2 separate regions of the Homo sapiens genome follow, and region 2 is linked to region 1. A link is a loop called in an ENCODE intact Hi-C map of the cell type or tissue named here. Cell type or tissue: IMR-90. All regions are shown on one strand. Links, peaks and the distances in the headings refer to the core of each region. The heading gives the core; the rest is flanking DNA.

The links. Peaks named below come from ENCODE experiments on the same cell type or tissue, not always from the same donor. Only the 100,000 strongest peaks of a DNase experiment are listed, where the experiment ranks them.
Region 2: it touches region 1 in a loop (5-fold over the local background); 11 of 110 quality-filtered maps call a loop at or near these places.

What each region holds. Positions count from the first base shown.
Region 1 is chr2:120,673,512-120,678,760 of GRCh38, reverse strand. No RefSeq gene overlaps it. Among named protein-coding and RNA genes, the nearest start is that of GLI2, 60 kb to the left of the region's middle. In IMR-90, for the core only: a CTCF peak has its summit at 3,046 (motif pointing right); no DNase peak of the experiment used is centred there; H3K27me3 peaks cover 671 bases.
Region 2 is chr2:120,452,489-120,457,737 of GRCh38, reverse strand. No RefSeq gene overlaps it. Among named protein-coding and RNA genes, the nearest start is that of LINC01101, 11 kb to the left of the region's middle. RefSeq lists enhancers at 420-981, 3,312-4,511. In IMR-90, for the core only: no CTCF peak of the experiment used is centred there; DNase peaks (open chromatin) are centred at 2,147 and 2,547.

The DNA of each region.
Region 1 (5,249 bases), core at 1,771-4,270:
ACCTTGGCCTCCCAAAGTGCCAGGATTACAAGAATGAATCACTGTGCCTGGTCTGGATTTTTTTTTTTTTAAACTTATTTTGGAGACCTACACCAAAGTGAACAGAAGAGAATAATGAGCCCCGGGCATCCACCCTCTAACTCCACCAACCCTAACGCCCTAACCCCCAGCCAGTTCTGTCCCATCTGCACCCCCGACCAACTCCCCTCTCCTGCATTACTTAGAAGCAAAACCAGGCCTCACAGCATTTCATCTGGAAATATTCCAGTACACGTCTCTAAAAGGCGGCAGGGCCAGGCCGTCATCATCAGAGCTCAGGTTCCAGATGTTTCGTCTGAGGGTGGCAGAATTTCCTTTCCCATTTGCTTGAGTCAGGCCCCATACCAGCTCCACCCAGAGGGACTGAGTGTGGTCTCTCTCCAGCCTCTCCTTCTCTTTCTTTTTTCACTTTTCATTTTGAAATAATTTCAGACTTACAGGAAAGTTGCAAAAATAGTACAAAGAATTCCCATTATACTCTTCACCCAGATTCTTCAAATATTAACATCTTACATAACACAGTACAATGATCAAAATTAGGAGAGGAACATGGGCACGATATGATCACCAAACCTACAAATCTCACTTAGATTTATCTCATTGACAGGTCTCATTTAGATTTGCCCATTTAATTGTCTACTTTAGTCTGAAAGAGCTTCCCAGTCTCGCTTTATCTTGTTTTCTTTTGTTGTTGTTGCTTTTTTTTTTTTTTGAGTACTGGCCAGTGATTTTGTAGAATGTCCCTCCATTGGGTTATGTCTGATGTTTCTTCATGATTAGATTTGGGTTATGCATTTTTGGCAGGAATCTCGCAGAAAGAATGCTGTCCTTCTCATTCTCGGAGGGCTGGGATGTCCAATTTCTCCACTATTCACTTACCATTCTTTCCCTTTGTAATTAACAAGTATCTGTGAGGAGATAATTTGAGGCTATGTAAGTAGCTTATTTCTTATCATATTTTTGCCTACTAGTTTTAACATCCATTCATGATTCTTGCTTAAAACAATGATTGCTGAGGTGTTTATGGAATAGAGATTTTTCTATGTTCAGCATTCCTTTTACATTTCATTAGTGGAATTCTTCTGTGAGTAAGAGCTTTCCTTTCTGCCTCATGTGTGTATTCATTCATTTCTCCATATCCATATAGACTTATGGATTCTTATTTTATTCTATGGCTATGGACCATGACTTTTGTTGTTCAAATTGTCCCAGCTGTGGCCATCAGGACCCCCTTCCCATGGTTCCTGTGTGGTTTGTCACGGCCGCATGGTTTTGAGTTTGGGGACCCCCTTCCCATGGCTCCTGTGTGGTTTGCCACGGCCGCATCGTTTTGGGGACCCCCTTCCCATGGTTCCTGTATGGTTTGCCGCGGCCACATCATTTTGGGGACCCCCTTCCCATGGTTCCCGTGTGGTTTGCCGCAGCCACATCATTTTTGGGAGCTTCCTTGCTCTATAGCATCAAGAGATGCTGCCGACTCCTCCTGTCCTTTCTCTGACCTGGCCCTGGAACGAGCTGTTTCTCTTGGAAGCCCTGGTTTGTTGTATTGAGACTGGTGTTTAGAAATCAAGATCTGGGTGCTGGCTGTGCTCATTGCCACCAGGCTCTCATTACCTCTAGGCACTCCCAGCAGCTAGACTAGGAAATACACACACACACACACACACACACACACACACACACACACACACCTGTATACACATTAAAAACCACGAGTTCTTACTGACACCCCTAATTCTAATCCAGTATCACAGGGTTCTCCGTCTTGGTGTATCTTTGATCTCCTTATCCATCATCTATTGACTGATTTGCTCAGTTCCAGAAGGCATGTAAAATAGTTTCAGAATCAGTGACCCATACCCTTGTGAAAAATTGACCAACTAGTCATGGTATGATATGTGTATATACGTCTTTTCATTTTTAGCCTTTGAGGATGCAATAAAAACACTGTTTTCCAAAGTTTCTTAGGTTAGTTCCCCCATCTTTTCAGTGGAAGTATATAAATCATTTGTAAAACTATTAGTGCCACTTATTTCTGTTTGTATTCTATTTTGGGTTTCCTCTCATTAAAAAAAATTTTTAATCTAGTACATGAAATATGCACATGATTCTAAAAGTCAGAACGATTCAAAAGGTATACACAGTGTCACTCCCTCTAATTCTTCTGTGTCATTCCCATCATCCACCCTTTTCCTACCTATGCCCACACCCTCGAGGAACCACCCCCGACAGGCAACCCGTCTTATTGGTTTCTGATTTATCCTTCCTCTGTTTCTTCTTCACAAAAGAACAGGTTTCGTATATTTTATTTTCCTTCCCCTCTTCCTTCGATGAAAAGTAGCATGTTACAGATATTCTTTAGCACTTTGCTTTTGTATTTAACGATATAATCTAGGAATCACTCCACCCTAAAGTCTCTTCTAATCCAAATATTCCCCTCCACGCTTCCATTTCCCCTGTGTCACTGAGTTGTTGGAGAAACTGGCAGTCTGTCCTGTGGAGCTTCCTACCATTGGGACTTTGCTGATTGAACCTGCAAAGTGGAGCGTCACCCATCCCCCTGCCCTGTCTTTTCTTTAACGGGTCATTGGATTTGGAGGCTTGGTCGGAGTCAAGTTTGCTTTCTTGGGAAAAGACTCAGAATTTAAAGAGATCCTTGGCAAAGCAAAGATAACTTTTGCGTAGGTCCAAATGTGTGTCCACAGGGCCCGGCTAAGCATGCTCCCAGATACTGTCGACCTCTGGGCCACTCCCTCTGCACAAGCTCTGGCCTCTTTGTCTAAAATGGGGGTTCCTTTCCTCCTGATGAACTTTGGGGTGTCGACATGCCCCTGGGGATTTACACTGAGTTTCTAATTCCTTAAAGCGGGTGGGTCAGGCCATCCTCGCTTTCATCCTTTCCAATCTGCGGGAGCTGGAGGAGAGGTTTGCACGTCTCAGTTATTGTTGTGAAAATGCAACGGATTCTGCAATTCCTGCCTGTAAAGTCCGAGGTGGCCGGTAGAGGGGGGTGTTACTCCCCAAGAACCGGCTCTGGCCTCGGCTGGGCTGTCTGGCGGCCTCCCTCCCTTCTACCGAGACTATTCTTGTCTCGGTCATTACCTGGGTATGGCAGCAGGGACAGGCCGGTGCCTGCCACGCAGGGGTGTCCACCCCCTTCTTGGTAAGCCGCACCCCGTGGGGCTGACGGGGTGTCCTCGAGCTCACAGAGAAGGATGGTCACGTGGGCCCAGGGAAGGAGCGGGCATGACTGAGGGCGGCCGTCCCCACTGTCACCAGGTTCCTGGGGCCGGCTCTCCCCTTTCCCTCCACTCCCCTGCACCCGCCGGCTTCCCCCATGCCTGGCCTGGTTCAGACTGGGCTTGGGAAGTGAGTCAGGGCCTGACTATATGTGATAAAGAGAAGCTCCTTGCTTTTAAAGGACAGTAAGGGGGTCGTCTTACACTTAGCAGCCCGGACAGAATTGATTTTTTTACAGACCCCTCTGTGGGCGAGTGCCTTTTATGAAAAAGGCAAAAATATTTAATAAGAATGAAACCCCCTGAATGGTCCCGGGTCCTATCAGAAGCGGGAAGTCCCCTTTTTAAATGGTCGCAGGCATCTCCTTTGATCACACGATATCACTGAACATGCAGTCCTCACACCCCCAACTTCATTCTCATCTCATTTTTCTCCACGGTGCATGCCAGCCTCTGACACGTGGTGGCCCTCTCTCGAGGGGGTGCTGGTGCCTGACTCCTTTGGACACCCTGTGAAGGCAGGGCCAGACAGGTCGCAAGGGAAAACCATCGGTCAAGGTGAGTGTTGCAGGCGCCCTGGAGGAAGGCACCGTGTCACCTGCTGGCCCAAGGGCTTCCAGAATTCCATGAATTACAACAGGGAATGCATCTGCCAAGCATCCTAGACCCACGTTTCTGGCCGGCACAGCCTCGCCCTCTGTGGAAATCAGCATGAGAGGTGCCACACAGAGGCTGCCTGGAGAGTGGGCTGAACAGGGGGAAGGAGTAATCCCCCATGGCCGTCTCCACCCTCACATCTCCATCCCTGCCACGTGGGGCCTGGGGTCTGGGCTGCTCTCTGGATAGCCAGGGCTGTGCTAGGCGCTGCTCAGGCTGGGCTCTCTGATGGCCCCTAAGATGTCAGCAAGACCTACCCATGACACCGCCCAAGCCCAGGGCCTGAGGACGGGAGCCTTGTCCTTCCAGAGCACCGGCTCTGGGGCCTGTGCAGGTGGTGCCCATCTCTGAGTCTCAGGGTTCTCATCTGTGCAGTGGGGACATCAGTGGTGTCTGCAGGACAGGCTGTAGGAGGGTGAAGTTGAAAGCAGGTCTGAGCTGCCAGAGGCCCTGGGTCTGGCCCGCCACACACCTGGGGAGTCAGGGACTGCCTGTCCCCCCAGCAGCTGCCCTCCATGCCCATGTGCTGGCCAGAGAACCCTGGTCAGGGGCTGAGACAGTGGTGTGCTGGTGGTCACTAATACTGACCGTCATTAAACGTTTAGGAATGCTGACAGCCATTGTTACAAATTAAATTCTACAAACTGATGATTAAATAAATTGTATTAAAAACAAAGGTAGTGAATATTCCACTCCCTGTCCTTCCTGGTTGCCTTTCTGCATCGTCTGTGCTCTTACAGCGACGTCTGCTGCTGGGTCTGTGGTGAAAATGCTGTATGAGGCTGTGCTACTGCTCTGCCTGCAGTGACGTCTGGGGACAGCTGCAAATGGGCACATGTGGAAGCCAGAGGACTGACTGTCAACCTGTCACCGGAGTGGGCCTGGATTCCACGGCCAGGGGAGGGGCCGCCAGCCTGGGATGCATACAGTCCTCACAGCTCTGGGAGCTGGCTTTCAGGGACTCCTCCTGCAGGGTTCTGTGGGTGCTGCTCTATGCTCTCTCTCCTTCTGCTGAGGCATAGGGCTTCTCTACTCGCCCTGGGCCAGAGGAGCCAGGCAGCTGGGCAGCGGAAGGCTCGGGTGCCCTGGACAGGCGTCTGCCTAGCACTGGCTGGCCCGGCCCAGCCAGACGCCTGCTGGCTCATCCGCACAGCCACCCTGTGGGTGAGGGCTTGGTCTGTTCGAGGGATGGGGGACCGAGGTTCTGGGAGGGGCTTGCCAAGTCCTGGCAGTCAGCAAATGGCAGGCAAGGACCTGAGCCCCTCCACTGGATGTGAGGTCAGTGCTGCCCCAAGCACCTGGGGCTGCCTTCAG
Region 2 (5,249 bases), core at 988-3,487, 220 kb after region 1:
TTTGTCATCTTCTTGATTCTGCAGACTTGTCTTTTGATAAACCTGAGCAGTTTTTAGCCATTATTTCTTTGAGTAATTTTTTCAGCCCCATCCTCTTGCTCTTTTTTTTCTGGAATTCCAATGACAAAAATGTTAGAACTTCCATATAGTCCCACAGGTTCTCGAGGCTCTGTATTTTTTGTTTCTTTAGTCTATTTTGTCTCCATTATGCAGATAGGTTCTACCATTAAGTTCACTGATTCTTTCCTCTGCCACTTCCATTCTACTGTTGAGCTCATCCACTGAGTTTTTAAATTTCAGTTATTCACTTTTTGAGTTTGAAAATTTTCCATTTGGCTCTTTTTTATACCTTTATTTCTTTGCTGAGGCTTGCCATCTTTAAATTTGTTTCAACTGTGTTTGTAATTGCTTATTGAAGCATTTTTACCATGGCTGCTTTAAAATCTTTGTCAGATTATTCTAACGTCTCTGTCATCTTGGTGTTGGTATCTATTGAATGTCTTTTGTCACTCATCTGAGATCTTCCTGGTTTTTAAACCATTTGTTTTAGTTGGCTTTCTCTGACACCACTCTATCAGCAACAGTAGGGGGCAATACCTTGTTACCACCAGGTGGAGATAGAAGTCCAGGTTCCTCCCTTGGCCTCCAGTGGTGGAGTGGGAGTTCTGTGTCCCATGAGGTCTCCACTGCTACTGAGGTGATGGTGGCATCATTGTCATGGAGAATGTGAAAGCCATGAATTTCCAGTAGGCATCCTCTTGCATCACCCCAGTGTGGGGAAGGGGAAGAAAGTGAGGCATCTCTTTATGGATGAGTGGGGACGAAAGTCCCCACCCTCACTAGACCTTCTCTAACACCACTCAGAGAGAATGTTGGGGTGCCTTATTACAGCCTTGCAAGACTGCTAGTCTGAAGGCCCCTTGGCCTTTGCTAGAGGGCTGGAGACGGAACCACATTTTCCTTCTGTGATGTTTGGCTGGAGTAGGGGGTTACCGTTGAAAATTTTTTCATCTTAAACCAGATATTGCATGTTCTCACTTATACATGAGAGTTAAATGATGAGAACACGTGGATACACAGAGGGGAATGACACACACTGGGTGTGAGTGTTTGGAGGGTGGAGGGTGGGAGGAGGGAGAAGATCAGGAAAAATAACTAATGGACACTAGACTTAATACCTGGGTGATGAAATAATATGTACAACAAACACCCATGACACACATTTACCTATGTAATAAACCTGCACATTCTGCGCATGTACCCCTGAACTTAAAATACAAGTAAGATAAATAAATAAGAAAAATAAAAAACAGGCCAGGCATAGTGGCTCACAGCTGTAATCCCAGGACTTTGGGAGGCCAAGGCGGGTGGATCATGTGGTCAGGAGTTCAAGACCAGCCTGGCTAACATAGTGAAACCCCATCTCTACTAAAAATACAAAAGTTAGCCAGGTATGGTGGTGGGCACCTGTAATCCCAGCTACTCAGGAGGCTGAGGCGGGAGAATTGCTTGAACCCGGGAGGCAGAGGTTGAGTGAGCCGAGACTGCGCCATTGCACTCCAGCCTGGGTGACAGAGCAAGACTCCATCTCAAAAAAAAAAAAAAACCAGAAAAGAAAAATAGAAAACAAGTTTGTCTTGTTAGTTGGCCCCTTTTCTGATCCTTTGGCTAGAGGGGCTTTTTTTTTTTTTTTTTTTTACTGTGCCAGTTAGGGTTTCTGGGCTGGAAGGCTCTTTATCTCCAAGTCTGAGATATATGAGGAAAAAAATAAAAAATCCATGGGACTTACCACCATGTCATCCAGAGGTCCCTGGACAGTCTGCCACCTCTCCACATTTCAGAATCCTTTTATGTTTGTTTTACATATCATGTCCAGGGTTTTTTGTTATACTTAGCAGGAGGAATTGGGCAAGTACCTCTACCCCATTTTCCTCTACAGGAGGATCTGAAGCCCCTCCTGTCTCCTGTGTTCTTTTTATATGCACTCTTTTTTTTTTCAGTACTATATTTTTTCTGCCTCAACCCTGAAGTCAACCACTTCTTCAAGGAGCCCTGGTAGCTTTTACTGGAGAATTGTATTTAGAAACCAAGGACTGTGGGCTACATGTGCTCATTGCAATGGCTTCTAGGCCCTCATAGTGGACAGAGTTAGGAAACACATGTTTATACACTAACCCACATACACACATGTGTTTACATTTATTTCTGTCTCTCTCTCTCTCTGTGCATCTGTGTATGTACAGAATTCATTATCCAATCCAACATCACGGGATTCATTATAGCATTCTCCTTTTGATTATTTGTAGGTTATTTCTCTGAAATGAGACACCTGGCTTTCAATATCTACAATAGATTTACTTATTTGTTCAACCCTAGCATACATGTACAGTAGTTTCAGAATGCTAATTTGTACCCCCGTGAGAAACAAATTTACCAACTAGAAGGCAGTGTTTGTGAACAGTCCTTTTTTACTTAGCCTTACTGTTGTCAAACAAAACACTATTTTCCAACGTTACTGAGGTTGCCTCCTCGTTCCTCACCTCCTTCAGTGTTACTCACTTGTGATAAGCGTGATTCACTGGTCACGTCTGCATTCCATTTTGGCTCCCCCACCCCCACACTGTAGTTGATTTTTTTAAATTTGCATAGTGCAAAATTCACTCTTAGTGGCAAATAGTTCTATAGGTTTTAGCACGTACTTACAGTCATGCATCCAACCCCCACCGCATCAAACAGAACAGCTCCATCACCCTCAAACTTCCCTCGCCAGGCTCCTTTGTAGTCAGCGCCTTCTCCCGACTCTGGCAACCACTGATTTTCTTTTTATTCCACTGGTTTTATCTTTTACAGGATGTCATATAAATGGAGTCACACAATATGTTGTCTTTTCTTTCTGGCTTCATTCACTTAGCAAAATGCATTTAAGATTCATCCTTGTTGTTTTGTGAATCAGCAGTTTCTTCCTTCCGGTTGCTGAGTAGCATGCCATCCTATGGATGTGCCAGGGTTTGTTTCTCTGTCTCCTTTTGAAGGGCCTCTGGGTTGTTTCCAGTTTTTGTTGATCATGAATACAGCTGCGGTAAATACTCACATGCAGGTTTTTGTGTGGACGTAAGTCATTTTACTTGGGCAAATATCTAGAAGTGAAATGGCTGGATCATATGGTGTGTTTTGTTTAGCTTTTTAAGAAGCTTTCAAGCTATCTTCCAAAGTGGTTGTACCTTTCTGTGGTCCTCCTGGTAATGTATGAGAGAGCCAGTTGTTTCACATTCTTGTCAGCCCTCAGTATGGTCAGGTTTGCTTGTGTATTTCAGGTGTCCTCATATGGGTGTAGTGGTATCTCACTGTGGTTATAATTTGCACGTCTCTGACAACTAATTGTGTTGATCATCTTTTTATGTGCTGATTTGCCAACTGCTTATCTTCTTTGCCCATGTGTCTGTTGTTTTTTGTTTGTTTTTGAGACAGGGCCTCTGTCCATCACCCAGGCTGGAGTGCAGTGGCATGATCTCCAACTCCTGGGCTCAAGCAATCCTCTCATCTCAGCCTCCTGAGTAACCAGGACTACAGGTGCACCACCATACCTGGCTCATTTTTGTGGAGACGTGGTTTCGCCATGTTGCCCAGGCTGGTCTCAAACCAGAGAGACTAGATTTGACCCTGGCTGTGTCTCCTCTGACAACCATCCTTGTGGCCAAAGTGCAGCAGTGGAGCTGACCTGGAGGGATGGGGTACAGGGAGGGTAGAAGCTTCTCTGCAGAAACCCTGCTTTTCCCACTATCTTCTGGCTGTCTTCTCCACCCTGGTCAAGTGGAATTCCTTACAGCAGATCATGTTGGCTATTTTCAGGTCTCCTACTATGACTTGGTGGGGTTGAGGAATTTCCTCTTGACCAGCACCCCAGGGTGACTCATCACCTGCAGTGAAGATGTCATGCCTTATCAGAGCCACATTCAGGCCACCCTCTGTACTGTGGGCCCAGACAGACTCTAAGCCTGACTGATACCCTGGTACAGTTGCTGTGGCCTCACGGCCTAGTTCATATAGTTATGGACAAGCCACGTCTGAAATCTTTCCAGTAAGCAGTGGGACGGATCCTTGTGTTGAAAGAACATGGGCTGCCACATGATCTTCTGAACTGCCGCCCATGTTGTGATGTGAGGTGGAAGCTTTGTCATTAACGAGACATGGTTATGTGCCTGGGGACACGGTGACCACCTGCTCAGTCATCTGTAAATGCCGGTCTGTGAATTGTCCCCATTCTCCACCTACAACAATCCATGCATGCATTCATTCATTGATTCATTGATTCCACAGCCCCCGCCTGGGGCCAGGCATGTGGGGTGAGGGTTGGGGACTCAGAGGAGGTAAGATCCAGAATCGCTCACAGGAAGTTCAACGTCCAGTGCAGACCCTGTCCACCCAGCAGGCCCCACTCAAAGATCACTGTGACTGGCCCAAACGCTCATGTAGAGAAGGAGGCATTGGCTAGGGTGGGGGTGGGAGTGGAGGGCGAAGGGGTCTCCACAGGCAGGCCCCACCTTCACCTTCCTCACGACAACTTGCTGCGTCCCTCTCTCAATCCTTACAGTAAAGTGAGGCCAGGGCCGCCCAGCTCACAGCTACCCAGCCCCTATCCCAGCAGGCAGCTGTGGCCCATGCTGCCCTCGGACCCTCCAAATGCCCACAAGGAATCCCAGGGCTTCACTCTCTTGCTGCACAATTGGGATTGTGTCACCTTTGTCTCTGGACCTTCTAGAAAAAGGAGGGTGGGATTGGATACTCCTGAGTTTAGAGCTCCGTGCAAAACAAAGTCACAGTAAAGTGTGATGATCTGGTAAGGGGGAAGAGAGGCTGTCTTTTCAGAGACTCCTTTTCCCTCCCTCTAATGAATGCAAGAACTGTGCTTAACCCAGGGGAGCTGGGAGCCAACCTGTAAACCGAATCCTCCAAGGCCAGCTTGGGCTGTGACTTCATTCATTCAAATCATCCACCAAGCATTATTTTGTGTTAGAAATACAGCAGTGAACATATCCTCTCCTCCTCTTTTCTTTAGACCTGCAGGGCCTGAAGAGGCAGCCCCACGTCGGAAGGGACAAGAAGTTAATGAGAAAATTACAAAATTTACATAGAGGGGCAAGAGACCAGCTACACACATCTGCGGTCAAAAGCAGATCTCATCCAAGTAAAGTGCTACCCTCACTCTTTGAGGCAGGATATGATTGCAGCGCTGTCCCTCTCATGCTGGC